Regions from separate parts of the Homo sapiens genome. Here region 1 is linked to region 2. Evidence: chromatin contacts called from ENCODE Hi-C or POLR2A ChIA-PET data. All regions are on one chromosome and are shown on one strand. Each heading gives the region's core, a stretch centred on a gene start or an enhancer-like site at or near the end of the contact. The rest is flanking DNA. Distances are from core to core; before and after follow the strand shown.

The links. A loop is a pair of places that touch in the nucleus more often than their neighbours do. ChIA-PET counts read pairs that join two places held with the same protein, here RNA polymerase II (POLR2A). Pooled maps may share reads with other maps.
Region 1: a map with no recorded cell type shows a loop between it and region 2 (8-fold over the local background). The contact joins the promoter of LINC01480 here to the promoter of ZFP36 in region 2. A Hi-C loop is called at or near these places in 1 of 37 single-sample maps with no recorded cell type and 7 of 50 pooled maps. POLR2A ChIA-PET finds 5 or more read pairs at or near these places in 1 of 52 experiments (activated B cell).

The regions. Positions count from the first base shown.
Region 1 is chr19:41,532,877-41,539,300 of GRCh38, reverse strand. LINC01480 (long intergenic non-protein coding RNA 1480) reads right to left here and starts at 3,803. Exons shown (of 3, transcript NR_110724.1): 1 at 3,700-3,803; 2 at 3,518-3,587; 3 at 2,397-2,700.
Region 2 is chr19:39,405,271-39,411,231 of GRCh38, reverse strand. ZFP36 (ZFP36 ring finger protein) reads right to left here and starts at 4,385. Exons shown (of 2, transcript NM_003407.5): 1 at 4,304-4,385; 2 at 1,825-3,489. The coding sequence starts at 4,327. The coding sequence ends at 2,533. It overlaps MIR4530 (microRNA 4530), which reads left to right and starts at 1,554; the gene lies at 1,554-1,609. RefSeq lists silencers at 822-1,141, 1,492-1,551, 4,342-4,791 and enhancers at 1,204-1,794, 2,057-2,694, 2,695-3,333, 3,334-3,971, 4,022-4,221.

The DNA.
Region 1 (6,424 bases), core at 2,554-5,053, 2.1 Mb before region 2:
CGCTCCCTTCCCTGATGCTATAGGTGATGCAAAGCTCATCCCCAAATCTCTCTGCTGCTGGCAGAGCAGCCTGCTTCTCAGTGTCTATCAGGTTCTGACTCAAAAGTAACATAACGTCTCTCCAGGAGAGTTCAAATGTTAGGGTGAAATTCTGGAAAGCTTCTATATATCTATCAGGGTCATCTGAACACTTGCCCAGATCTCCCTTAATTTGCTTTAAGTCTTGTAGGGAAAAGAGGACTTGGACCTTACTGGGCCCAAATTCACTGGGCATCTGTAGGAGGGGCAAGAGTGAGACTGGGCTTGTTTGGGATGAAGATTTCTAGGAGGGGCCAGGTGAGAGGCTGAAGCTGGATACGGAGGTTGGGGTGGACCCAGAGGAGCAGGGCTTGAGGGAGCTGGCACGTCAGCTGGGGGTGCGTCTGGGACTCGTGTCTTTAATTCCCTGGGCTTGACCCTGGCAGCCTTCCCCGAGACAGCAAACAGGAGGGCTGGAACAATCCTACATGTCAGCAAAGGTCTGGATTGCTTTGCAAGGTATAGAAAGCCTGCACATTTGGGGCCTCAGACCATGTGTCCTCACATCCAGAGAAAAGTTCTAATTGCAGGATGGTATTGAAATGAATGGTCCCTTCCTGAAGCCAAGCCAGTCCTTCCTGTAAACCATAATTTGGCCAAACCTATGTGCGGAGGGCTATGAGATGCTTTTCCTCTGGATTCTGAGGGTCAAAACAGTCCCAATGGTTCAGGATACACTCAAGGGGAGTACAAGCTGGGGGTGGTGAGGAGAACTGGCTGCCCATTCTGAAAGACAGGGAATAGAGGTGTTCCTCATTTCCCTTCCTTCTTTTGGCAAAAAGCTCAGGGTGTGATGGGGAGGGAAAGCAAGCATCTTCACTTCACTTTCCACCTCTTACCCCTGCGCCCTGGCAACCTTGGCAGGTGCCGGCCACAGGTACAAATGCGGTATGTACCCATGAAGCAGGGAGAACCTGGAGATTAGGAATTAACTGCCCTCACCTATGTTTCCTTTTCTCCCTGCTGTTGAAAAACTTTGAGTTCCCTGGGCCTTTTTATCCCATGAGGCATGGCCTCCTTCTGTGGGATGGGGTTCAGTCAGCAGGAATTGGTCCTGTCCATTTACATTGTGCCTGTTGCCTGGCTTTGAATTCCTCAGACCTGCTTTCTCTTTCTAGGGCCTCAGCCTGAAGCTTGGAATTGAGTTTGGGACTGAAAAAGCATTTCAGAGGCTGTTTATATCCATTTAGTGCCTCAAATAAGCCCTGCTGAATTTGCAATTATCAGCCAGCAGGGGTCACTCCTCTGTTAACTTCCCTATTAGAAACAGAGCGGTGGGGATTCTCACTTAGAAAAGAAAAAAAGAGAAAAACAGTTAAAGAGGCAAAAAGTGGGGAATGCTGGGGGAAGAACCCCTTGCTTAGTGCAAGTGGGCCCCTCTAATCCTTATAACTTTCCCATCCTTCCCCCAGTTCAGACCAGGTTGAATTCCTTGGCCATGGAAGGAAAGGTTCCATTGATGCAGTGGGTGAGAAGCACTCTGTAGGGTCCTGGCTACCATCGGTTTTCTCACACCCCCCTCATCCCAGGCAGTGGAGGGAGACACTTCTGCGACATTGCTCCCCCTGCCCCTTCATGGCTATTGGGTGTGGCCTTTGCCTGCTGCAGGCATGCCTAGGTGCTGGAGCTGGGAGGGAAAAGGGTAAGGAGAGGTGCCCTGGAAGCCGCTCATGCCTGGGGCTGTCAAGGTGGAGGCATACATGGCACCTCTAGGAAAAATTGGTCTGATTTGCACCTTTGGCGGCTGAGCCAAATGCTCATTTTACTTAGTAACATTGCCTCAGCCTGTAGCAAAACTCTTAACATTATAAAGGAAGAGATAAGATCCATTTCAAATAATGTGTGAGAGAGAAAAGAGATGAAAGGAAAACAGAGTCTTTTACCTGCAGGAAAGGGAGAGAAGTGGCAGAGTTTTGGAAGAAAGGCAGGCCCAACAGTTTCCCATTCACTCACACTCACCTTCCGAGATCCCAGACGAGCCACCAGTTGAAATGGGAAAAGTTTCCTTGTCCCCCTCACAGGAGGTGGAGTGGGGGTGTGGCTTGCTTCTTTAGTACTCCGCTGCTCAAACCTCTAGGGAAGCATACAGACTGGCAAGTTGTGGGGCTACAACCCCATGGCAGCATCTAGGGGTAGATGTTTACAGCTGCTGAAGCCCCAGTGGACATGTGGTACCATGTGCTCTTTTAGTTTTGCCATCTATAGGTGGCTTTGTGGTAACCAGCTCAATTAGACCCATTCCTTAACCCAAAGACAGAGGGCTTTCTGTATCCCGCGGTTGTTACCTAGGTGTACCAGAAAAATCAAATCACACGTGGTCTTGGAGAATGAGTGCAAGGTTTTATTGAGTGGAAGTAGCTCTCAGCAGATGGGGGAGCCAAAAGGGAGAATAGTTTTCCCCTGAAGTCGGGTTATTCAGCGGCCCAGGCTCTCCTCTGGCTGCCCCAGCCAAACTCTATGTCAATCCATTGGTCGGTGGCCTGCCAGAGTGCTGGTGCCTGTTGGTGGATTCCTCTCAGCGTCGAGAGTTTTTCCCTCTCAGGAAAGGGAGAGAAGTGGCAGCCACCCATGTGTTCTTGCACTGATGTGCTCCTCTCGACGTCCAACCTCCTGTGTGTCTGCCTGCTAGGGTCCCAGGGTTTTTTTAGGCACAGGATAGGGCATGGTGGGCCAGGGTGATCTTGGGAAATGCAACATTTGGTCAGGAAAACAAAAATGCCTGTCCTCATCTAGGTCCAGGGGCACAAGCCCAGGTTTGGAGCCCTAGCCAGGGACCCCGGCCTCCTCTACCCATCACTTTCCTTCACCTTTTCTGTATCATTCAAAGGGACCATGCCCTTCCCTTCCCAGCACTTCTCTTCTGTATCAATAGGTGATGTTTTTAAAATTTCCCAACTCTAGTGCAGGCATGGTACTAGACATATACATAGAAATAAAACCACACTTATTCTTCTGGCTGGCAAGACATAGTATTTTTGCCAAATTATGTGTTGTTTTGAAGCATTTTATGTACCCCTGGTCATATAAAAATAAAGCTATTTTGTTCAGTACAAACAGCAGCATTTTCTGGATTAGAAAGTTAATCATCTTAAAAGATCATCACGGATTTTTCCATTGCACTCATCACTAATTGCTTTGGCAAAAAATTTCTTATCTCACGCATGACAAAATCAGCCGCAGTATCTCCTAGTAATTTAATGGTGATGATCTTTATAAAGGAAATAAGCACATCAAGGGAAAACATAATTTTTTTAAAAAAAAGAGTAATAAAACTTTTTAAAAGTCTTTTTTAAAAGACTGCTTTTCTAAAATAGTAAAATAAAACTCCACCAATAAAACCACCAACAAAACAGAAAAGAAAAAATAATGATATGATCGGAGCTATTTGATGAAAGATGGTAAATTAAATTTAAAATGATTAGAAGAGAAAAAGCAATACCTGTCTCCCGTAGGTCTCAGTCCAGGTTCTGCTATGCCTTTCTCCTGGTGAGCCACCTATTTAAGAGTCGCTTAAAGCATATGTTAATCCAACAACAGCAGATTAAAAACCAATGCAATCTGAACTATTTGATCTAAAAACATAAATAAAATTTAAAACAAATAAAAGAGAAAAAGCAGTACCTGTGTCCTGTAGGTCTCAGTCCAAGATCTGCTCTGACTCCCTTGTGGTGAGTTAGCCCTTTAGAAGTCACTTGGGGTGGGGCATATGTTAATTCCACTAACATTGGTTCTGGCCAATGAGTCAGGAAGGTGGTAAATGGCACCTTTTCTTCTTGCTGATTTCTTTCAGTTCCTTTGGAGTCTGGACATTAGTCCTTTGTCAGATGCCTAGTTTGTGACTACTGTTTCCTATACTGTGGGTTGTGTGTTTACCCTGCTGATATTTCTTCTGCCTTGCAGAAGATTTTCGGTTTCATTAGGTCCTATTGATCTTATTCTATTTTTATATTTTTGCGTTTGCTTTTGGGGCATTAGTCATGACTACTTGGCCTAAGCCAATGTCTAGAAAAGCTTTTTGGATGCTATCTTGTAGCATTTTTAGACTTTCAGGTCTTAGATGGAAGTTTTTATATGCTTTGTTAAAGATCAGGTGACTGAAAGTACCGGGCTTTGTTTCTCGGTTCTCTATTCTGTTCCATTGCTCTATGTGCCTATTTTTATACTTCCTGCACCATTTATTGAATAAAGTGTCCTTTCCCCAATTAGTGTTTTTGCATACTTTGTTGAAGATTAGTTGTCTGTAAGCATTTGGCTTTATTTCTGGGTTCTCTATTCTGTTCCATTGCTCTATGTGCCTATTTTTATACTTCCTGCACCATTTATTGAATAAAGTATCCTTTCCCCAATTAATGTTTTTGTGTACTTTGTTGAAGATTAGTTGTCTGTAAGCATTTGGCTTTATTTCTGGGTTCTCTATTCTGTTCTATTGCTCTATGTGCATATTTTATACCAGTATCATGCTATTTTGGTGATTGTAGCCTTGTAGTATAATTTAAAGCCTGCCTTCAGATTTGTTCTTTTTGCAAAGTATTGCTTTGGATATGCGGTCACGTTTTTGGTTTTGTATAAATTTTAGGATTCTTTTTTCTAGTTCTGGGAAGGAGAATGATGATATTTTGATGAGAATTCTACTGCTCTGTAGATGGCTTTGGAGAGTATGGTCACTTTCACAATATTGATTCTACCTATTCATAAGCTTATAATGTGTTCCCATTTGTTTGTGTCAACTGTGATTTCTTTCAGCACTATTTTGTAGTTTTCCTTGTAGGAAACTTACATTAACCTACTTGGTTAAGTATATTTCTAAGTATTTTACTTATTAAAAATTCTCAGGGAAATGCAAAGTAAAACTGAGGTGGGAAATTAAAGAAAAATAAAATTAAAAAGAAAGGGAAATAAGCTTTCTTGTATTAAGCTAACTTGTCCCAGAGGCAGCAACAGGCACAGCCCAGACCCAGGAAAAGTCTTGATAATATTATTTATTGTATTCTGGAGACTCTTCCAGCACTCCTTCAATGTAGGGAGAAGAAAAACAAATTTTCCTTTGTTTTATGGTATGAGTTTATAGATTCTTGTTCTCTTTAACTAGTAACTTCAAGTATTCTGTTTTATCTAAGAAGTATGGCAAAGGTCATGAGAAGCCTGAGCAGGCCTGAACTACAGCTCTCTAGGCACCATAGTGAAGATAAACCAATGCAAGCCTCTTTAGAGCAAAACCTAGATAATAGACATCTGGGTTGCATAGCAACAGTTATGTGCAATCCTGAGTTATGAACCTGTTACAATTTGATTAACTGTCTTTTTCCTGCCTCTGTATCCCTGCTTTCACACCACTGTAAGCTTGCTTCAAGCTGGCCCACCCCCTTTTGTGAAGTGTGTATAAAAGTCAAGTGCTGTCTTTGTTCCAGGCCCTGTCTTTGGACGTGAGTCTGCTGGGCCTGAGAGCACTCAATAAAAGATTCTCCTGTTTTAACCCAAAGCCTCTCTCTCATCCTCCTAAATCCCACAACAAAACCACAATGAGATGCTATCTTAATCTTGCTAGAAGCCCATAATTTAAAAGTCAGAAAACAATAGATGTTGGCATAGATGTGGTCAAAAGGGAGCACTTTGACACTGCTAGTGGGAATTTAAACTAGTCCGACCACTATGGTAAACAGTATGGGGATTCCTTAAAGAACTAAAAGTAGACCATTCATTCCAGCAATCCCATTACTGGCTATCTACCCAAAGGAAAAGAAGTTATTCCATAAAAAAGACACAAGAATATGGATGTTTATAGCAGCCGATTCGCAATTGCAGTGATATGGGACCAACTTAAGTGCCCATCAACGAACGAGTGGATAAAGCAAATGTGGTACACCATGGAATAATACTTGATAATAAAAAGGAACAAAATAATGTCCTTTGCAACAAGTTGGATGGAACTGGAAGCCATTATTCTAAGTGAAGTAACTGAGGAATGGCAAATCAAATATTGAATGTTTTCACTTTTAAATGAGAGTTAAGCTATGAGAATGCAAAGGCATAAGAATGATATAATGGACTTGGGGACTCGGGGAAAGGTTGGGAGGGGGATGAGGAATAAATGATGACATATTGGGTATATTATACACTGCTCAGGAGACAGATGCCTCAAAATCTCAGAAATTACCACTAAGGAACTTTTATCCACATAACCAAAAACCACATATATTCCACACACTATTGAAAGAAACATAAACATTATTTTAAAAAATAAAGCCACTTTTAAAATTAGCAAAATAAAATAAATATGTCTTCAGAGTTTAGATATTGGATCCAAATTAGACAGATCAAATACTGCCTTTACTAAATATTTTCATGT
Region 2 (5,961 bases), core at 3,136-5,635:
TGTCTCGTGGGGGAGTGGAGAAAGGAGAGACTGAAGGCAGGGGCTAGAGCAGAGACTGGGGCTGGGGCTGCTATGAAGATGCAAATGGCAGACGATGTTGGCTAGGACCAGGGTGGGGGTCATGGTGGGGGCAGGTGGATAGTGGATCTATTTTGCAGGTGGATCAGACAGGATTGCTGTTGGACTGGGGTGTGGATTTGAGAACAAGGTGTCAAGGGATACTCCTGGGTGTCTGGCTTAAGCCCTGGTAGATGGTGAGAAGTGCCGTTTTCTTATATGAGGGATTTTTTGGGGAAGGGGCAGAGAATCAGATCTGGCTAAAGGAAGGACCAGAGATGTTGTTCTTTCAGTCTCCAAGACTGTTTCTGCAAATGTCTCTTCACTGCTTGCTCTTGGTCTCTGCCCCTCTGCTGCCTTTGCATCTCAGGGGTTCTGACTCCCTCTCGCCTGATCCTCTTCTACTTATTAGGGCCTGAGCCCTTTCCCACAAGGGAAGCAGTTTCCTGGAAGAGGAGACCAAATGTCAGTGAGCAAGGGGAGTGGGCCAAGGAGGCCTGAGAGCAGGAGGGAGGCTTGAGGAGGGTAGAGAGAAGGGAGAGGAGGGAAAGGGGCTTCAGAGGGAGAGAGAAGAGGAGAAGGAGTAAGGCTAGGGGGAGGAGGGGAAGAGGACAATGGGGAGTGGGAGGGCAAGGAAAGGGTGGAGAGGGAAAGAAGGACGGAAAAAGGGAGAGAAGGGAGACGGGAAGGAGGAGAAAGGGGGTAAGAGACGGCAGGATGGGGAGGCTGGAAGTGGGAGAGGAGTAATGAGGGAGGGGACAAATTGGAGGGGGAGAGAAGAACAGAAGGCAAAGGGTGTAGGGCGGGGCAGAAGGGTGCAGAGGAGGAAGTGAAAAAGAGGAGGAAGGGTGAGGGTAGGGAAAGGAGAGAAGAGGGAAGTGAGAGGGAGGAGGGAGGAGTGCGGGGCAAGGAGAAAAAAGAGGGGTCGCAGGGGGCGAAGGCTGGGCGGCAGGGCCGAGCCGCAGGCGCTGACGCAGGGCGGCTTCCGGGCGCGGGGCCCCGGGGTTGGTCCCGACGACGCTGGCCTTGTATGGTCTGAAGACGCGGCTCCCCCGGGGCCCCTCCTAGACGCGCGGCCCCTACCCACACGCCCTGGCCTCGCGGGGCCGACCCTGGTCGGTGTGCGAAGCCTCGGACTTCCAAGGTTCGGAAATGCCAAGACCCGGTAATTCCCGGGCTCCAGGGTCCCGGGTGGCCAGAAATCTGCAACTCCGAGCCACCAGGGGTCTAGAGTCTAAAGCGCTAGGGGATGCAACCTGTGACTCCCAAATGTTGAGATCCTAGCCTCTTGAGACCCTAAACCCGCTTCCCCAACATCCAGAAGGTGTCGAAGCCCCCCCGGAACCTCTAGTCCCGAAACGGGTTCCGCTACCCCAGGCTGCCCCGCCCCGCGCCCGCCCCCGCTCGCTCTGGGCGCGCGCCCCAGCACATTCCGTCCTCCCCACCCGGCCCCTCCCGCCTCCCGCGGCCCCGTGGGGACGGAAACATCCCGTCCCCGACCGCACCCGCCCGAAGCTGGGTCAAGGAGCCCAGCAGGACGGGAGCGCGGCGCCCCCGACGCCCGGGAACTGGCTCCCCCGGTTCCCATCTGGTGACCTCACCTGGTCCCACCCTTTCAGGTGAACGGCCAGGCCCGGTGACGTCACTTCCTGCCAGGTAAGCGCCGCGGGGCTCGGAGAGGAAGAGTTAACTGCACCCAGCTTCCAAAAAGTCACCCCCTCCCTCTCCATTCCTGTCTCTAGACCGCGAAGAAGCCAGGATCCCAGCTTACACTCAGATTGTTTATTTAAAAATGCCCAAAACACAAAAATAGACTTTTAAGGTAATAATATATATTACTAAATATATTATAGTCTACTTATAATAATTATATCGTCGTTTTCAATATTACAAAAAAAGGAAGAAAAATACAAGGGAAGCAGACGACCCAATATATATAAATACTATAAAATCATATTAGAATAAATAAAGTCGTCATAAATAAAGGGCCCATTGATTTATGGGTGGGGTTTGGCAACGGCTTTGGCTACTTGCTTTTGGAGGGTAATTTGAGCACCAGGATTCCCCCTCAGGAGAGGTTCCAGTTACCAGGAGACACTGGAACCTCAGGTCTATAAAAACTGGAGGGGCAGTGAAGGCCTATTATTCACAGCACATAAGATTCTAGGAGACAGATTTGGGCAGGGAAGAGGTGGGGGAGAGGGTTCATTGCCTCCCTTAAATATGCTACAATTTTTTTTCCCCCAAGAACCTCGGAAGACACTCCATCCCCCACCATCATGAATACTGAGCTTGCACACTTGGGGACCTGCCCCAGCGTGAGGTCAGGGGAGTGGGTTAATGCATTCTGGAAAAGGGGATTACTTGATTACTGTCCCCCAAGTCCCCACAGCCCTGGGGTCCATGCAGAGACCACAGTGCAAGAGACGTGGCTCCCCGCTGAGATCCAGCTGATCTGACCGGGCAGTCACTTTGTCACTCAGAAACAGAGATGCGATTGAAGATGGGGAGTCGCCGGGGGGCTGCCACGGGCTGGGGTGGTGCAAAAACTCCCGCCTCGAAGACGGGAGAGTCAGAGCCCCCCAGGCTGCTGCCGCTGCTGGCATATTCATCAGGGTCGGATCCCAGGGACTGTACAGAGGGGGTCCGAACCAGGCCACCCAAGGGCCCCCAGACGCTGATAGGAGTGGCCCTTCGGCAGGAGGGGCAACAGACTGGGGTGGGGTCTCTTCGAGCCAGGGGGGTGCCAGGGGCAGCAGAGAAGGCAGAGGGTGACAGTGGAAGGTCCCCAGGTGGTGGTGGGGAGCTGGAGGGCGAGAAGGAGCTGGAGGACAGGGAAGGGCCGGCCAGGCCTGGTGGTGGTGGTGAGGTCCGGCGGCCAGAGGGCAGGCCGGAGAAGCTGATGCTCTGGCGAAGCACAGGAGGGTGGCCCGGGGCCGCCAGGTCTTCGCTAGGGTTGTGGATGAAGTGGCAGCGAGAGCCGTAGGGGCAGCGGCCCTGGAGGTAGAACTTGTGACAGAGTTCCGTCTTGTATTTGGGGTGGCGATTGGCCTGGCGCAGCTCGCCCAGGCCATGGGCAAACTGGCACTTGGCCCCGTAGCGGCAGCGCCCACTCTCTGAGAAGGTCCGACATAGCTCAGTCTTGTAGCGCGAGGGGGTGGTGGAGGTTGCAGTGGGCGAAGTGGGTGAGGGTGACAGCTCAGGGCCCAGGCGGGGAGCCAGCGGTGCGAAGCCAGGGGGTGGGGGCACCCAGCCACAGCTGCGGCCCTCCACTAGGCTGGTGGAGCGGCCAGGCAGGCGGGAGGTGACCCCAGACGGGCTGGAGTCGGAGGGGCTCAGGCTCCAGGGTCCCGAGGAGCCCCAGCCTGGGCTGGACTCAGTCCCTCCATGGTCGGATGGCACGGGCACGTCAGGGCTCAGCGACAGGAGGCTCTGCGGAAATGGGTCGGTTAAGGCACCTGAAAATGCAGGGCGACGCCCCACCCCAGCTGCAGGGAACTAGAGCTTGCCAGGCCGGTTTGTGGGCTCCCCGCCTGAGCCCCACCCGCCCGCAGAAACCCCTGGGTTCCGGATGCCAGGAACCCAGAGTTGGAGGTTCTGAGTTTACCCACCACCGAGGCCTTATCCCGAGGGACCCAGGAATCCCGGCTTCCCCGGCTGGACCAAGAGGGGGACCCCGAAGTCAGGGCGCACCACTGTTTCCCAATTTTGGGTCTCTTGTCCTCCCCGGATATGACCCACGCGTCGGGATCTCCAGTTTCACAACTGGAGAAACCGGGCAAAGTTGACCTGGAAGTCCGGATTGCTTCGGTTTTAGGGTTCTCTGTCTCTACGGTCAGGGACTGGAGAGACAGAAGTCGGATCCCCCCACCCTGAGACTTCAGCCCCAGAGACGCCTCCGCGCAAAACCACGCCCTCAGCAACGACTAGGGGTGAGCCAGGTATGGGGGCCACTTCCGCCTCCAGGCAGCCTCGGTCTGAGAAAAGTTCTCCGACTTTCCACTTGCATGGGCCGCCCCACCCATGTTTGAGCGAAGAGCCGGGTGTCGCGGGTTCCATTTTCACCTCCAAATCACCAAGCTGGTCTGAGCGGGAGGCAGGGGCCCCAGGCTGGAGGGCGCGGCGCTAGGGAGCCCCAGTTGGAGAAGGGAGGCAAGCGTCCCGGGCTGGAGTTTGCGGCGCTAGAGAGGTGGGGACTCGGACTCAGGCATGCAGGTACCGGGGATGCCGTGCGGCGGGGACTCACCTCGTAGATGGCAGTCAGATCCATGGTGTAACGGTTGGCCATGAGGGGTGTCGGCCGAGAGTGGGAGCGCTGAAGTCAGGCTGAGGCTGGCACCGAGAGCCGGCTACTTATAGGAAACTGCAAGCACGGGGCGGGGCCGGGGCCGGGGCCGGGGGCGGGGCAGGAGGGGCGCTTCCCGGACGCGCGCCCCCGGCGCAGCCTGGCTGGCCCTGGACTGGTTCCCTTCCGCCCGGCCCTGGGCCAGGACGCGCCTGAGCTTGGCCGGTGGACAGCCGTGACCGAGCGGGGAATGCGTGGGGAAGGGGTGGGGGTGCGGATGGGGGGACGCCTGCCCAGTTTTCAAAGCTGGAGACTGAGGCTTGTAGAAGGAAACTGGGGCGGAGGTGGGGGCAGGGCCCCAGGGGCAATTGACAAGAGCAGAAGCCCGATGGGGGTGCGCGTGCGACACAGACGGATGGGGGCGGGGAGAGACGCAGAGGGGTACAGACAGGCAGACAGGCAGAGAGAAAAACATCGAGAGAGACACACACACCAAGAGACATACAGAGAGAGATAGACAGGGTGAGGAAGGGAGGGAAGACGGGGAGACAGAGACAGTCCCAGAGACAGATTCAGAGGGAGAAGAGGGTTGGGAGGATCACAAAAAGAAACAGAAAGGGGCTGAGCGCAGTGGCTCACACCTGTGATCCCAGCACTTTTTGTGTTTTTCTTTCCTTTTTCTTCTTCTTTTTTTTTTTTTTTGAAAGACGGGGTTTCCCTATGTTGCCCAGGCTAATCTCCAGCTCCGGGGCTCAAGCGATCCTCCCACCTCCGCCTCCCAAAGAGCTGGAATTACAGGTGTGAGCCACCAAGCCCGGCCAATCCCAGTACTTTCAGAGGATGAGGCAGGTGGATTACCTGAGATCAGGAGTTCAAGATCAGCCTGGGCAACAGTGAGATCCCATGTCTACAAAAAATACTATTTAAAAAAATTAAAAAGAAAAAGAAACTGGACAAAAAGGAGAAAGACTGTGAGAAATAAGCACTTACGGAAAGAAATCTGCAGAGCAAAGTGCCAAGAAAGAGCCAGCAGGCCTTGGAGGGGAATTCTCTGAGAACTGCCTGCCTTGTGTGGTCTCACTCCTAAACAGCCCAGACAGATAAGGAGACCTGGACTGCTCTCCCTCTCCCCACTTGCTGGGGTTGGGTGGGTGAGTGAGTGGGTTGGGTGGGGTCCAGGATACCTGGCAAGGCTGAAAAGGGGCCTCCTTTCCCAATTCACAGGGCGGCTCTAGCCCCCTCACCCTCGGGCGGATGATCTCTTCTAGGCTGAGTTAAGGAGAACTCACCTGGGCTGAGTTCTAAGTACTTTACGCACATTAATCCTAATGCCAGGTGGTATGCCCATTTAAGGCAGGAGGAAACCAAAGTGAAGTTACTCTCCTGCCCGGCTCACACCTGTAGTCCTAGCACTTTGGGCGCCCAAGGCAGGCGGATCACTAGAGCTCGGAGTCTGAGACTAGCCTGGGCAACACGGCGAATCCCCATTTCTACAAAAATGCAAAAATTAGCTGAGTGTGGTGGCGCACACCCTGTGGTCCCGCTACTCGGGGGCGGGGAGGGAGCAGGCTGGGGTGGGAGAGTCGCTTGAACCCAGGAGGCAGAGGTTGCAATGAGCC